3 separate regions of the Homo sapiens genome follow, and regions 2 and 3 are each linked to region 1. The links are chromatin loops, found by intact Hi-C in ENCODE. Cell type or tissue: PC-9. All regions are shown on one strand. Each heading gives the region's core, and the rest is flanking DNA. Links, peaks and the distances in the headings are about the cores only.

What was found. Hi-C counts contacts between places; a loop is a spot of excess contacts. Peaks named below come from ENCODE experiments on the same cell type or tissue, not always from the same donor. Only the 100,000 strongest peaks of a DNase experiment are listed, where the experiment ranks them.
Region 2: it touches region 1 in a loop (3-fold over the local background); 6 of 110 quality-filtered maps call a loop at or near these places.
Region 3: it touches region 1 in a loop (6-fold over the local background); 17 of 110 quality-filtered maps call a loop at or near these places.

The regions. Positions count from the first base shown.
Region 1 is chr9:136,281,380-136,286,459 of GRCh38, forward strand. CCDC187 (coiled-coil domain containing 187) reads right to left here. Exons shown (of 26, transcript NM_001378188.1): 8 at 4,706-5,080; 9 at 4,134-4,227; 10 at 172-284. LOC124902308 (a long non-coding RNA gene) reads left to right here and starts at 1,864. Exons shown (of 2, transcript XR_007061862.1): 1 at 1,864-2,027. RefSeq lists a silencer at 2,402-2,461. In PC-9, for the core only: CTCF peaks have their summits at 2,532 (motif pointing left) and 2,732; a DNase peak (open chromatin) is centred at 2,512; H3K27me3 peaks cover 1,256 bases.
Region 2 is chr9:136,223,682-136,228,761 of GRCh38, forward strand. QSOX2 (quiescin sulfhydryl oxidase 2) reads right to left here. Exons shown (of 12, transcript NM_181701.4): 2 at 3,093-3,193; 3 at 1,180-1,228; 4 at 326-431; 5 at 82-172. Among named protein-coding and RNA genes, the nearest start is that of QSOX2, 20 kb to the right of the region's middle. RefSeq lists enhancers at 1,704-1,753, 1,934-2,013, 2,144-2,363, 4,444-5,080. In PC-9, for the core only: CTCF peaks have their summits at 2,598 (motif pointing left) and 2,800; no DNase peak of the experiment used is centred there; H3K27ac peaks cover 822 bases.
Region 3 is chr9:135,965,496-135,970,575 of GRCh38, forward strand. No RefSeq gene overlaps it. Among named protein-coding and RNA genes, the nearest start is that of UBAC1, 6.7 kb to the left of the region's middle. RefSeq lists an enhancer at 2,956-3,589. In PC-9, for the core only: CTCF peaks have their summits at 2,199 (motif pointing right) and 2,404; no DNase peak of the experiment used is centred there.

The sequences.
Region 1 (5,080 bases), core at 519-4,518:
CCGAAAGCCTCTAAAACCTTTAATAACGAGGCGTGGATGCTCTCCACGTGGAAAAGGATTTCTCTACCCCGTAGGGCCAAGCTCGAGTGCTAGGCAGTGGAAGGTGTTCTCGGTGGATGCCCCGGCCACCCGACCAGCCAGCCCAGGGCCTGTCCGCAGGGTCGCCCTTACCGCAGCTCCGGGGGGTGCAGGGCGCCACAGAATCTGCCCCTCCGACCGACGGCGTCTCCTCCAGTCCCAGGGAGCCCCAGATAGGGTGCAGCGTGGCTGGGCCCGCATATGAGCTGGAAGACACAGGCACACGTGTGGCAGGGCCAGGCCCGTGGAGGAGACAGGAGGCAGGGAGATCCGGGGGACAGCCCCTCATTGAGCAGGAACCTGGGCTCCCGTGGCCTGGAGCAGCTCTCAGACCCCCAACAGTGTGCCCAGGGTGGGACCCAAGGGCCAAAAGCCTGGCGGGGGAAGGGCCTGAGGCCTGGGAGCCAGGAGGCAGGGGTGAGCGGGAGGCAGGGGTGAGTGGGTGGGGCCTGAGCATGCGTCCCAGCGTGGTGGCGTGGGCTGAGGTGAAGCCACCAGCCCACATCTGGGAAGCGTTGGCGCCAAGCCTGGCTGCTCGGAGCTCTGCACTCGGACCCCAGGGGGAACAGGGGTGTGCACGGTCAGCTTCCGTGGCCACCGTTGGTCCCCAGGGCCAAGATCAGAGTCTTCCCAGCCAGCGTGGTCATCGGGACCATCTCTACCATCTACTAAGGGCACTGCCCACCAGGCCCAGAGCGGAACGGGGTCACGCATCAGCTGTGACCCTCACCCCACTGCTCAAGGCTGGCACTGGAGACTGCAGGGCAACCTATCTGGGGAGCACCCGGGCTGTGACCATGGAGGCAGGTACAACTGGACCCACACACCTGCCCCCACTCAAGCTGGCCAGCACGCAAGGCTGACAGAGCCAGGAGCCAGGTGTGGCCACTGACCTTTCTCCCAGAGGTGGCCAAGTGGTGAGGGAGAGCTACCAGGCACGGGGAGGCAGTGCTACTGGGATGAGGGGTCTTTGGGGTGCACAGAGAGACGGGTTTGTGGGCGGAGCATGTGCTGAGCCTGCATCCGGGGCATGTGGGCGGGGCATGTGCTGAGCCTGCATCTGTGAGCACGGCTCACCTCACTTCGCATTTCTTATCAGGGCCCCCATCTGTGCTTCCTGGTACACAGTGACCCAGAACCCACTGGAGTGGCTGAAGATGCTGCCCACACCTGTGGCCCAGGGGTTGTTAGGCAGGGGGTAGACACGCCCTCCCTCAGCAGCCCGCAGGGCCCACAGGTGTTTGTCTCACACCTGCTGTGGGCAGGAGCTGTGCAGGGTCTGGTCATGGTGGTGACCCACCTCCCAACCCCCGCCCGCATTCCTGGTGCTGCAGGGGAGCTGGACGTGTGCCCAGGCCGTGAGGGGCTGCATGGCACCTGGGAGCACAGGCCTGGAGAAGTGTTCTGGAACCCGGGCTGGGTGGCTAGAAGCCCCAGTGCCTCCACCACTGAGTGCTGGGCTCCCATGGGACAGAGGGGACAGACTCACCCCAACTCAGAAATCAGTCTGAGGCCGGGCACAGTGGCTCACGCCTGTAATCCCAGCACTTTGGGAGGCTGAGGTGGGCAGATCACAAGGTCAGGAGTTCGAGACCAGCCTGGCCAATATGGTGAAACCCCGTCTCTACTAAAAATACAAAAATTAGCTGGGCGTGGTGGCGGGTGCCTGTAATCCCAGCTGCTGGGGAGGCTGAGGCGGGAGAATCGCTTGAACTTGGGAGGCGGAGGTTGCAGCAAGCTGAGATCAAGCCATTGCACTCCAGCCTCGGCGACAGAGCAAGACTCCATCTCAAAAATAAAAACAAAACAAAACAAAAAAGAAACCAGTCTGAGAGGCGGCCGGGATCTGGGGCACCCGAGAGGCTCAGCGTGGGAAACGCACCAGATGGCAGCAGGTGGAACCAGCAGAGGCTGTGTGCGCCAGCCCTGAAGCTCCAGCCCCTCAAGTGGTGAGTGGCAACGGACAGGCCAGGCCCCTTTCCTGGCTGCCCGAGCAGCGGCGGAAGCCTTGGCAGGGCCCAGCGAGCCTCTGAGCCTCTCCCTAATCCCTGCTCTCCACCAGCCCGGGTCCCTCCGGGCCACGGTTCATGAATATGATTCCGCCTCCTGCTGTCTCTCTGCCGCCTCGGCAGGGCTGTGGGGGTGGAGGGCACAGTCCAGTGCCCAGCCCTGATGGGAATGTCTGGGTGCCATTGCCACAGGGAGCCCTGGCCGCACCTCTGCCCCTCTGGCTGCACCCAGGCTGTGCCAGGAACGCTGAGACCTCAGCCTGGGTCTGGCCCTGGGGACAGATCTAGCTGGTCCCCCGGGAGCCCGGGGCACTGAAATTAACCTTTTCAAAAATTCTCACTGCCTCCGCCTCTGCCTCCCACCCCTTCTCAAGGGCTGGGCAGAAGTCGTCCTGGGCATTGCAGGCGACAGAGGCGAGGTCTGGCCCGATGCTGCCCTCTTCTGGTCACAATGGCTCAGTTCCATGGGCCGGACTGGGCCTGGGCAGCAGGTGGGGTTGGGAGTGAGATGGGGCACAACCCAAAGGCCCTGGCGCAGGCACCAAGCCCGCCATCCCCTGAGGGCAAAGGGGGCTTCAGGAGAGGAAGCTGGTGGGGTTTCCTAGGAAGGATGGGCAGGGGAGACCTCGGGCCAGGAAATGTCCCAGCAGGAGGAGAGGGGAGGGGAGGGGCAGGGAAAGGAGGGAAGGCTGGGCTTCGGGAGAGGGCGCCTCCTTCCCCCACATGTGGACTCTGGGCAACAGCCCCTCTGCTGCAGTGCCCACTGCCACCCTAGGGCTACACGTGGTGTCTGCCCTCATGCCCTCGGCCACCCAGCAGAAGACAGCTTGGTGGAGGTGGGTGGCATGACCCAGGCCCTGATGTCTGGGGAGCCCACGTCTAGGTGTCCCTGGTGGACCTGGCCACGCATTGAGGGTGCACAGAGCTTTCCCGAGAGACCGCCGCCGGCCTGGCCTCCTGCTTGCCCCGCCCGTGGTGCTGAGTTTTCGAGCCCGGGTTCCGGGGCTGCCTGGGAAGCAGCTGCTCAGGTCAGGCCGGGGTCCCTCATCCAGGGTGCTTCCGTCAAGGACAGAGGGGTGAGAGTGGCCGGGAGTGGCCCAAGAACGCCTGGCAGTATGCGGTGTGCAGGGAGCCGCGGGGACCAGGAGGGCACTGCTGGCCAGGAGGCCCTGGACAGGGATCCCGGCCCACACCAGCAAGAGCGAGAGGCCGGCTGGGCAGGTGGTGGGCTCGGAGGAAGATTTTTGGTGGGGGGCAGGTGTGGAGGGGGTTTTTTCAGGAGAGGAGATCCAAACGTGTTCACAAATCCCCAGGAGGGACTCAAGGCCACAGCTGCTGCTGAGGCTTAGGTGCTCGGGAGGGAGCGGCCGCCTCGTGCACTGCAACCTCTGTCACGAGCATCTAACTCAGTTTCCACCTGCAAAGCCCCCATGGACCAAGCCTGCTGGGCTCCGCTTCAGCCTGGGGCTCACTGGGGCTGCAGGCGCTGGGGTAGGGCAGATGCTCCCCCAGGGGGAGGGAGTTGGGCTGAGAGGGGCCTGGGGGCGCGGGACAGGCACAGTGTCCCCGGGAAGGGGCTTCAGATGTACCTGTGTGACATGGCCCCAGAGGAGGCTGCAGCCCGTGCTGGGGATGGGAGCCAGGTGTGTGAGGCTCCATGGACAGGCAGCCCTGAGAGCTCAGGTGGGGTCGCCGGGCCCGGATGGCAAGGACCACCCGAGTCACTGTCCCTGCACTCAGTCTGGAGCAGCAGGCAAGAGGGAGCTGCACCAGTGGCGTCCCCGAGGCCCGCAGCCAGTTCAGGGGGCATTCGTGGGGGGAGTGTCTGACGCGGGGCTTCCCTGCCCCGGCCAGCGTCCGAGCCAGCACCACCTGCTCCGGGTCCCTGGCCGCAGCCTCTGGACCAGCATGACGGGGACACATGGGGGTGAAGTGAGAGGCAGCCCGTGAGCGTGGGCGGGCAGGTGGGCAGGTGGGCAGGTGGGCAGGTGGGCAGGCGGGCAGGTGGGCAGGTGGGCAGGTGGGCAGGTGGGCAGGTGGTCTTACCTCCCCGCAGAGGGGCTGAGGGCCTGGAAGGGGGCCACGCCTCTCTGCAGCCTTTTGTCTGGTTTCACGTCCACGTGTCCCTCCTCTGGAAAACCTTGGAGAAGAGGGCACCTGGCTTCACTCCCTGGTCAGCCGGGAGCACGGGACGGGGGACCCAAGCCATCACAGCAGGAGAGGAGCCTGAGACACACCTGACAGGGGTGGGGGTGTGGCAGCCTCCCTGGCCCTCAGGCCTCTCTGCTGGAGGAAGGGCAGGGAGGCAGCAGGGAAGGAGCCACTGGAGCGGCCTCACCCTTCTGGCCAGAGAACAAGACAGGAGCAATAGCTGCTGCGGGTGCCATGTGCCACACAGGAGAGCTCACACATCCCACAAGGATGAGCCCACACACACCACATGCCACGTGGGAAAGCCCACGTACACTATGCTGCTCAGACCCCCTGGACTGTTGTCCTCCTAGCCCCCTTTCCAGAAAGGAAACCAAGGCTCAGAGAGAAAATGGGGTCCCCATTCCTCCCAGCCCACAGGACCCCCTGGCCACCCAGCGGTCACCGTGTCCCGGGTGCCGGCCTACCTCGGGGCTTGCTCTCGCAGTGGGCCCTCGGGCTCACACTCTGCTGTTGCTCCCAGCTGGGGCCCCACGACAGTGTCTCGCCGTCCAGGAAGTAGGTCGGGGGCAGAAGGGGCTGGGGCTGCATGCTCACCCACTCCCCAGGTGCCCCTCTGCCCCAGTTGGGCCCCAAGGCTCCAGGGCAGGCTGGGGTGGCAAGCGTGGGGGTGGCGAGCGTGGGGGCGGCAGGTAGGCTGTGGGGGCACGAGCGCAGCAGGCCCACAGCTGGGTCCCTGACGGTGTCCAGCGCTTCGGCACCCTGCAGCTTGGCGGTGAGGCTATCGACCCGCTGCTTGAGGACTTTGGCTGTGGTCTCTAGCGCCTGCAGCTGCGCCTGCT
Region 2 (5,080 bases), core at 363-4,362, 58 kb before region 1:
CACCTGCAAATCTCATCACAGATCCACCGCCAACCCCAATCACACCACGTGTGACACCTGGAGCCCACGCAGAGGCCGTACCTCCCGTCCAAGGTAGGAGCTGTTGCTTTCAAAGACAATAGCCACGTAATGGCTGCCACGGTTGTCAAGAAGGGAAAGAACATCACTGGGCCTTTCAAGAGGAAAAAAAGAGGCTTTTAGTGCCGTCAACAGCAGCGAGTTGGCCACCACATCCCAGTGGCCACATCACTTAATAGAAACCTATTACGTTTCTTGCACAGTTCAACACGAGTCTAACGGCCGCCTTCTTCATGGAGCTACTCACTGAATGGGGTCTAGGCGCGGGCAGGCAGGGGGCCGGCTTCCTTCCGTGTGGTTCTGCAGGAAGTCAATCATCGTCTGTCTGACTGTTCGCAGCTCTCGGTCAGGTCCTGCCGGAAGCACACCAGGGTCAGAGCTGTGTGTGCGGCTGTCCTCGTGGGGCAGGCATACACCCAGGGACAGCAGCCCCGTCCCAGCCTGGGGCCCAAAGACAGCAGGGTGCAGGTGGCAGCAACATGTGCAATCCCAATGGGTGTGCCCAATGCCACCCACAGGCGTGGTACAGACAGCGCTGGATTCACACAACTGGAGACCACACAGCAATGACACAAGCATGGGTGGGCCACAGGGACAGGCAACAGAGGCAGATGGCAAGACACGGCACTGCGAGGAGCAGGCCAGGCGGCTCCACTGGGTCACTCACAGGCAGAGCCCCCCCAGGGCGCGGCGAGGAGCAGGCCAGGCAGCTCCACCGGGTCCCTCACAGGCAGAGCCCCCCAGGGTGTGGCCTGCGGGGTCTGATCACACTCTGGGCGATGCTCGGCTGGGTGGGATCATTTGTAAAAATTCATCGGGTGGGTACATGTGATCTGTGCACATCTCCAAATATTTTTACAATAAAAAATTTACTCTGAAAAAGTTTTTACTACAATATTTGCCAAGCAAGGCAAAGCACAAAATTAAAATTTCTCTTTGAAACTATTAATATCTGAACTCTTAAGGGAAAGCAGGCAGGAAGGTCAGCAGAGGGAAAGGTGCTGACCCAGGCTGGGAGCTCCCCAGGCTCTGGGACCGTGTGTCTTTAGCAGGTTTATGAGGGGAATCTCAGGGACTAAAATACAATGCTTATGTCCTTACCTTTAAAATTTTCTCCAGTTGTAAACTCCTTTGTAAATGCTTTAAAATACTAAGAGGAAAAACACAGAACAAGTAAGAGGCAGCCTTCCATGGGCATCTGCATGTGTTTAAGCAACAAAACGCCCGTCACCTTAGAGGGAGCTTTACTCAATTTCCTTCGGAAAGTTTTCATAAATTAATGACAAACCACACGCTTCTCCTTGTCTTTGTGCATATTAATGTTTCCTGTCAGATTTACGAGGGGGCTAAGGTTAGCTCCAATCAGCATTCCCATCATTTACATTTTCTGACCCAACAGGGCTAGAAGCAAGACAGTTCAACTGGGCTGGAATCATAAAAGACACCGCTCTCTGGGACTTGGTAGTGAGCCTATGTCTTAATGGTTAGCTGTAGCGTTAGCTGTGACAACACGGAGGATGTGCAGGAGGAGGAGACACCACGCAGTATCTCTGAGTGGATGATTAGGTTCTTATGTTAACATTAAAAACTTTCTTCATCAAAGGGTACGTTAGAGACAGCGACGAGACAAGGTTACATGATGGCGGAGATGAGGTCGGTAAGAAAAGCACTGGCCAGCTAAGAGGGAAACGTGCAGATGACAGGAAGACACTTCACCCATGACACCCACGGCCCACAAAGCCAGATGTGCTGGCACTGCAGCCGCCAGGGAAATGCAAACGAAGCCGCCAGTGCTTCCTGCTGCACTGGTCCCTGGGCGAGCACAAAACTGCCTGACACTGCTGGCCCTGCAGGTCTGTTGTGCACAGACCCGGTTCGCGGCCCAGTGGCTTCTCTCCCAGCCTCAGCTCTCCCCTTGCCCGGGAAGGCGCACAGCAGCGCCGTTCAAAGCCACCAAAGCCTGGAAGAGCCCACACACCTGGCAACGGGGGGCTCTGGTTCTCAGAGTGACGTCACTGGACAATCCCATCCAATGAGCATCGTAGTGGATCTGGGCAATGTCCCATTAAGTAACAGAAAGAGGGCCCGAAAGTTTACATACAGCACAGTGTGAACTGTGTCTGAAGCAAAATCAAAATACAACAGGAAGCCATGCTGACGTAATCACACGCAGAGGCAGGCAAGCAAGTGTGCGACACAGGCCCCGAGAGGCCCTGGGGCAGGGCTGACACCGGTGCCGCCCAGCGTGGCACCTGTTAGGGCAGGACCACAGGTGCTGCCAGCACAGTGAAAACAACAGCCCCCAAAATACAAGCGAAGCCACCATGACATGACACCACACCACACAGCAAGGCACCAGGGCTGACAAGGACGGAGTTTTACTCAAATTGACAAAGCTTCCCAGGAAGTGGGCCCAAGGCGCCCACGTTTCTGGAGATGTCCATGTCAAGGCACGCAGGAGGCAGTGGCACCCGCAGGTACACACATGCTATGCACGGGCCTGCAACAGGGTCACAGGTACCTCCGCCCCCTAGTGGGAGCAATGGGCACAGCCTTGTCTGCAGGGCTGACTTTGGCTGGGGAAGGCAGAGGCCCTGTGCCTGTGTGTGCGTGTGTGTGTGCATGAGTGTGCATGTGTGAGAGCCCCATGGTACACGGACCACACGCGTGGCTTCAGGCTGGGGTGCCAGCCCTCGCAGTCCTGGTCTCCTTGCGCCCCCTGGCCGTGCAGGCTGCAGGGGGTCTTTTCACGCATCCCCTCCATGTGACCGGGTCTGTGTGAGCGTGGACAGTCCCACAGACACTTCCACAGCACAACAGGGTGGAACAAGAGCTGCCCCCACCAAACATCAGCTCCTACAATTCCTACGAAGTTCCAAGGAGAGAGCCAGAGAAGCCGAAAACACAGGCACTATGATGTGGCGAATTTCAACAGACAAGCAGCCGCGTGATGCTCACCTGGAAGGTGGGGTAGAAGGTGAATTTCAACGGACAAGCAGCCGCGTGATACTCACCCGGAAGGTGGGGTAGAAGTGGATGTCGTAGTCATGGCACACGGCCTGGTTCTTCTCTTCCATGCAGTCCAGAGCTGCGACGCGAATGGCACTGGCCCAGTCTGAAAAGCAGGAGCATGACCTTCAGTGTGGTGAGCACTGGACTCCCGGGAAGCCCAGGACCCAGCAGTCCCCACTCCAGGCTGCGGCCACCTGCGAGACCAGCCCACCTGCCCCCTCTAGGTCATCAGTTAGGCCCTCATCACACAGAGCGTCTATGTGGAGCTAGGAGAGAGAACTCCACCAACAGCACGATGCCTCTCCTACCACAGATAGTCACAGAACAAGCGGATTTGTGCTGAACCTGCACATCACGGAGCAGGGACAAGGCTGTGGGCCCCTAATTAAATGACACCCTGATGGATGAAAGCGCTGGTAACAGACGCGGCTGTCAGCGGCCGGCACTTAAGTCAGGACAGCAAGCAAGTACGTGCAGATTAATCAGATACGGTCCAGGCTGTTTGGCAAAAACATTCCCGTGTTCTCACTCCAGCGAGTACTGGCAGCATCTGAGCAGGGTCTTTCAAGGCAAGGATGCGTGCACAGACACATGTGAAGTGGTTTCCAACACCATCCCAGACACTGCCCGCAAACCCTGGAACACCTATGCCATTTTGGGGAGGCTAAAAGGAACCATAAATTTTTTTGTTCCTATCTCTAAAGTTTTTGCTATGGAAAATTTCTAACATGCAAATAAAATAGAGATAAAAATGTAACAAATCCCACACATTCTACCTCTTGGATCAATAATTATCAGCTCAAGGTGAATCCTGTTTTGCCAAAGTCTCCACCCACTTTCAGAACTGTCCCACAACAAATCTCAGCACGTCATTTCTACACAAAACCCACCAGGCTTTGCCTCTGAAAGATGAAGGCTCTCCACTGGGCATGGTGGCTCATGCCTGGAATCCCAGCACTTTGGGAGGCCGAGGTGGGCAGATCGTTTAAGCCCAGGAGTTTGAGACCAGCCTGGGCAACATGGTAAAACCCTGTCTCTAAAAAAAAAATACAAAAAATTAGCTGGGCGTTGGTGGCGCACACCTGCGGTCCCAGCTACTGGAGAGGCTGAGGTGGGAGGACCGCTTGAGCCCGGAAGGCACAGGCTGCAGTGAGCCGGCGACAGGGGGAGGCTCCACCTTAAGAAAAAAAAAAAGTCCCTATTTGTTCGTTTAAAGTTTGTTTGAATCAAGATCCCAGCGAGGCTTGTTGGTTACTGCTGGTGGGTCCTGGCACTTTCCTTCTCTGGGTTTGACTGACAACATCCCGGACTCCTGGCATTTCTGTAACAGGGCACTCAGATCTAGATTCTTGTCTGATTTGTTTGGTGACATTACTTTGTAGGTAGTGGAACATGCTTCCACCCAGAGGCAAGCGACGCCTCTCTCCTTAGTGATCACGACCTAAATGCATTAATGCACCAGGGCTGCAGTGAAATGGTGACGTGTCATCTCTCACCGTTTGCTCATGATGAGCTGGGACAATTCTGTAAAGAGAGACCTGCCCTCACTGCAACCCAGCGGAATGACTCACATGAGGAAGGGGAGTGCCTGGCTCGTGCTTCAGTCACCAGTATCAAAGTCATGGTTTCCGAAGCTGACCAGTGAGGTTTTCTTTTTAAAAGATTTGTGTTCTTCCTCTGGGATGTAAAAATTGCACTGCCAACAATTCACAAATATTTCCTGGCTCCTCACTCTGTAGGGGTCCTTCCAGGCCCTGAGACTTTGAGGGGACAGCCTAAAGGGGCACCACTGGGTCAAGGGATGGGTGCTGGCTATCCTGGAGCCTGGAGGCCTCAGCAGAGTCGGCAGTGTGGCAGGGCACGCCGCACCGTGGGAGAGGCAGGTGCAGAGGCGAGACCCAGGCACCCAGCAAATGGACCTGCCTGGAGGAATGGAGCCAGCCACGTGGGGTGCTGCCCTGGCACAGCCTTGTGACCGGAAGCCCAGTGA
Region 3 (5,080 bases), core at 324-4,323, 320 kb before region 1:
TGCCAACCTAGCCCATTCCTCAGGCTCAGGGCCTCCTCCTCCAGGAAGCCCGCCCTGGCTGCACCTCCTCTGGGACACTACTCGGCACACCAAGTGTGTCAGCAAGGAGCCTGGAAGTTGCTGGAAGCCACCTCCCTGTTGGTGGCAGCTCTGCCCCAGGCTGAGGTCAGCTGGCAGTACCTCCCCCCAGCCCCTGAACGTAGGAGAGGAACAGCAATGCCAGAGAGGTCTGGGGGGAGTCCCTCTCCAGTGGCCAGGCTGTCCTGAGGCCTCCCAGGCCCCACTCTCTGGGACTCCCTGGGGTGAGGGGCCAGCATGAAGGGAAGATCCCAGAGTCAAATGGCCCAGTCTGGCATCCACACTGTCTCTTCCCAGTCAAGAGGCCTGGGCAGGTTCTTTTCTTTCTGTCTTTTTTTTTTTTTTTTTTTGACAGAGTTTTGCTCTGTCACCAAGGCTGGAGTGCAGTGGCGCGATCTCAGCTCATTACAAACTCTGCCTCCTGGGTTCAAGTGATTCTCACGTCTAGGCCTCCTGAGTAGCTACGATGACAGGCGCTGCCCCCACACCCTACTAGTTTTTGTATTTTTAGCAGAGACGGGTTTTCGCCATGTTGGCCAGGTTGGTCTCGAACTCCTGACCTCAGGTGATCCGCCCGCCTTGGCCTCCCAAAGTGCTGGGATTACAGGCATGAGCCACTGTGCCTGGCCGGTTCTTTTCTTTCTGACCCTCCGTTTATCTTTCTAGGAGGGTTAGGCTTTGGTGTGGACATGGAGACACGACCCAGAGCCCCCTCTGAAAGAGGACCTGCTGCCCCCATCCCTCAGCCTCAGCCTCAGCCTCAGCCTCAGCCTCGGAGGCCACCTTTGAGGTCACACCCCTCCCTGCATGGCAGAGCTGAGTGGGGTGGCAAGACCCAGCCATTTCAGAGGGTCTCCCGGCAGGGAGCCCTCCCCTGAGCCCCCCGCCACCTGCCCCCTGCCCCCCGGCTGGCCAAGGCCTGCATGAAGGTTCAGCTTCTCCCTCTGCCCGACGCTGCCTCCCTGGGCTGATCCAGCAGGTGTGGTCCCCAGTGCACCCCAAACTCCATCTCAGCTTCTGCTTCCAGGGAACCCACCAGGCGGGCCCCCCTTGGTGCATTGGTCCATTGTGTGTTTAGTGCCTACTGTGCACTGGGTGCTGCTTTAGGCCCGGGGGTGCAGCAGGAAGAAGATAGACAAGGCTTCCGGTCTGCTGGAGAATGAGCCCCGTGCTCCTAGGGTGGGGGAGGGGCCGCTTCGGGGGCCTCTTCGTTGCAGCAACAGACCCCAGCTCTGACCAGTTCAGGCAGAAAAGGAATTCACGGAGGGGTTTCTGGGGCGCTCTCAGAACCTCCTGTGGCCAGGAGGACCAGGCTGGGCCCCAAGACCATGCTGCAGAGGGGCCTCCAGGAGAGCCCACCACCACAGCCACGCCAGGCACCCTACCCCAGCCCCAACCACAGCCACACCGGGCACCCTACCCCAGCCCCAACCACAGCCACGCCGGGCACCCTACCCCAGTCCCAACCACAGCCACGCCGGGCACCCTACCCCAGTCCCAACCACAGCCACGCCGGGCACCCTACCCCAGTCCCAACCACAGCCACGCCGGGCACCCTACCCCAGCCCCAACCACAGCTACAGGAGCAGGCTCCGCGGCGGTGGCGTCAGCCCTCGGAACTCCCTGCAGCTCTCAGGAAGGGGCAGGCCAGGTGCGTTGTCCTGGAGCTGCCTGCCAGTTCCCCCTGCCTCGTTTGGTCTGGGCGTAGCTGCCCAAGGCCCTGCAGGGAATCAGCGAAGGCCCAGGTGACAGATTCCCTGCATCTGCAGGGGCAGAGCCAGTCCTGGCCCGAGGCCTGGAGTGAGGCCACCCCAGCCTGCCCTGGCTCTTGCCATGGCCCTGAGAGTTCCCTGGAGGAGCCCCAGCTGCCCTGGGTGGTGGCAGCTAAGGACAAGGCCATCCTGCCCACGGTCTCCCCGACCCCTGCCTCGACTTAGCTCCCTGGGCAGATGTGGCCAGAGCCCCCAGCCCCCGTATGGTGTCAGCGCCTGGCTGGGCAGGCCAAGCAGGGTCTCCTGGCAAAGGGGGCTCCAAGTGTGACTGAGGTGGGGTGTGCCGCTCTCATCCACTGCACCCCCAGGTGGCCTGGACCCAACCCGAAACTCAACAAGCAGCAGCCTGGCCGTGGTGCCTCAAGCCAGCCACTAGAGGGTGCAGTTGAGCTGTCAGCCTGCCTGGAGGGGCGAGGTGGTGGGGGTGAGTGTGCAGGCGTGTGTGTGTGTGTGTGTGTGTGTGCGCGCGCGCGCGCGCCTGTGTGTGGGCGTGTTGTGTGCATGTGTGCATATGTGTGCACTGTGTATATGTGCCATGTGTATGCGTGCATGTGTCCGTGTGTGTATATGTGTGCGTGTGCATGTGTGCCATGTATGCATATGTGTGCATGTTCATGTGTGCGGGGGGGTGTGCACCTGTGTGTGGGCGTGTTGTGTGCATGTGTGCACTGTGCATATGTGCTGTGTGTGTGCATGCATATGTCTGCATGCATGTGTGTGTGCCATGTATGCATATGTGTGCATGTTTATGTGGGGGGGTGTGCATGTTGCTGTGCATGTATATATGGGTGCATGTGTGCCTGTGTGTGTGAATGACTCAGGGCCTCGGGGCCTGAGATTGCTGCTTCTGATCCACAAACCCTGCAGGGGGCCATGCGAGAGCCTGGGCTGGGAGCAGGAGCTGGCCTACAGGGGTGGGGGATGCCTGGAGCTCTAAGGACCCTGATAGCTCAGGCCAGCACCTCCAGAGAGGGGCACTGGAAATGGGCCGTAAAGGATGACTAAGAGTTCTCTAGGCAGCAGGAGGGAGGAGGTTGGAGGGCGGCACCGAGGCATTCTGACTCCCAGGCCCCTATGGGTGTGCTGGGAAACCCAGCTTGAAAAGCACAGCTCTGGTTCAACCCCCTGCAGCAGGAGACGCTCAGGTGCAGAGAGAGGAGTGGATGAGCATCTAGTCACTGGTCCTGCTCACTGAAAAAGCAGCATCAGGCCCCACACAGTCAGTCCCTGGGGACTCCAGGGTTCTCGGAACATGGTCCCCCACCCTGCCCACAAGGCCTCCCTCCGTTACTCTCCAGCAGCCCCGGAAAGGGACAGCCGCTGTAGGAGGGTCCTGGGGCTGCTGGAACAAGGCCCTGCAAACCAGGGTTCTTAAAACAATAGAAACGCATCCTCCCCTGTCTGGAGGCCAAAAACCCTAAGCCAAGGCCCTGGCTGGCTTGGCTGCTTTCAAGGCTCCGAAGGGGGGGTCTGTCCCAGCTTTCATGGCACTCCCTGGCCTGTGGTTGCATCACTCCAATCCCTGCCTCTGTCCTACGTGGCCTCTTCTCTGTGTCCTCTTCTCTTCTTATACAGATACCAGTCGTTGAATTCAGGGTCCACTCTAAATCCAGGATGATCTCATCTTGAGATTCTTAACTAATGATATTTGCAAAGAGTCTGCTTCCAAATAAAGCCACATTTGGAGGCTACAGGTAGACATGAGTTTTGGGGTCCCCTACTCAACTCACTGCACCCACGAAGAGGTTATAGGCATTCGCTAGGACAGGGCATGTCCTCGTCACCCTGCCCGGCCTCAACAGTCCCACCCTGTCCTTGCCCAGGGCAGGCCAAACCCATCTTCACCACACAAGTCTCCCATGAGCTTTGGCCTCAGCCTCTCAGCCAAGGTCTCAGGCCTCGTGACCTCAGAGGGGGGTCAGTTCCAAGTGTCCCGGCATGCAGAATGGGAATGGGATCGGGGGCCAGGGGGCAGGAAGGTGGCTACACCCCCACCCTCCAGGAGCCAAGGCATTGGGAGCTTGTGAAATGTGAGTGATCCCAAGGTTAATTAATTATTACATTAAAAATGCGCCCGTTAAGGGGCCCCGCAAACAGGAAAGTATTAATCACCCATTTCCTCAGACTGACAAGTGCATTTCCCTAAATTCCTTGGCTGCTGACTTAACCAAATGATAATCTCCCTGCTGCTGCCATTTCCCATGAAGTCACAGCTCATGAATATTCTAGCATCACAATTTGCTCTTTAAAAGGACGGACTTATTATTTCATTTTTAAGTTTGCTGTCATGAATAGTAATTTTCCAGCCCCTAAATAATGAAATGGCGGTGACCACTCTGGCCAGCCGGGACCCAGGAACTCAATGACACAACGGGGCTAGTCCCTGCCATGTGGGGGACGGGGGATGCCAGGTCGCCCTGCACCAGTTCCCAACTGCAGTCAGCCCATGGAAATAGCAGTTAATGGGTGGCCCTCCGCTTGGCACTTAACGGTTTATAAGCTGGTCCCCCTCCAGTTCCTATGTCTTTGCAGCCACTCTGTTCATTGGGCCACAGCAGTTTTGCCATAGGTAACTGAGGTTGGGAAGCACAGCCATGGAGTCAGACAGATGCCAAGTTCAAATCCTGACACTGCTGTTTGCCTGCTGTGTGATCTTGGGCAATCACTTAACTTCTCTGGGCCTTGATGTCCTCATCTGTACAATGGCATTGCAAACCAGGATTGGACCCCACACTCACCCAGTGCCAGGGCTGGTGTTTCTTCACCCTCTCTGCTGCCTCAGATCTAGAGAGACCAAGGACCAGGCCCCACTGGCCTGAAGTTTAGATCTTCTATTTTGATGGAACAGAAATGATGGCACCAAGGGCTGGACTGAGGAACAGCCACTACAGCTTCCCTGGGAGCAGCTTCCCAGGGTGGTTTCTATTACTTAATGCAATTCCAGGCTCTCCCAAGTGCCCAGGAAGCCGTGGCAGCTCACTGCACACATGTTTAAGTGGAAAATCCGATTTCACAACTCCTTTCCATAATTGTTCATGTGAGTAGGAGCTCCTCTTGATGCCCCCTTTCCAGAGATGGGTGGTGGCAAGTGGGAAGGGCCCTCCTCATGCCGTCCCTCCTCTGGGACTTGGCACCATCACCATGGCTGGCCTCCTTGTGCCCCGGCTGTTGCCAGAGGGAGCTTCCCTCCTGAAACCCCAAAGGGTCCCACCATGTCAGCCTCTCAGGAT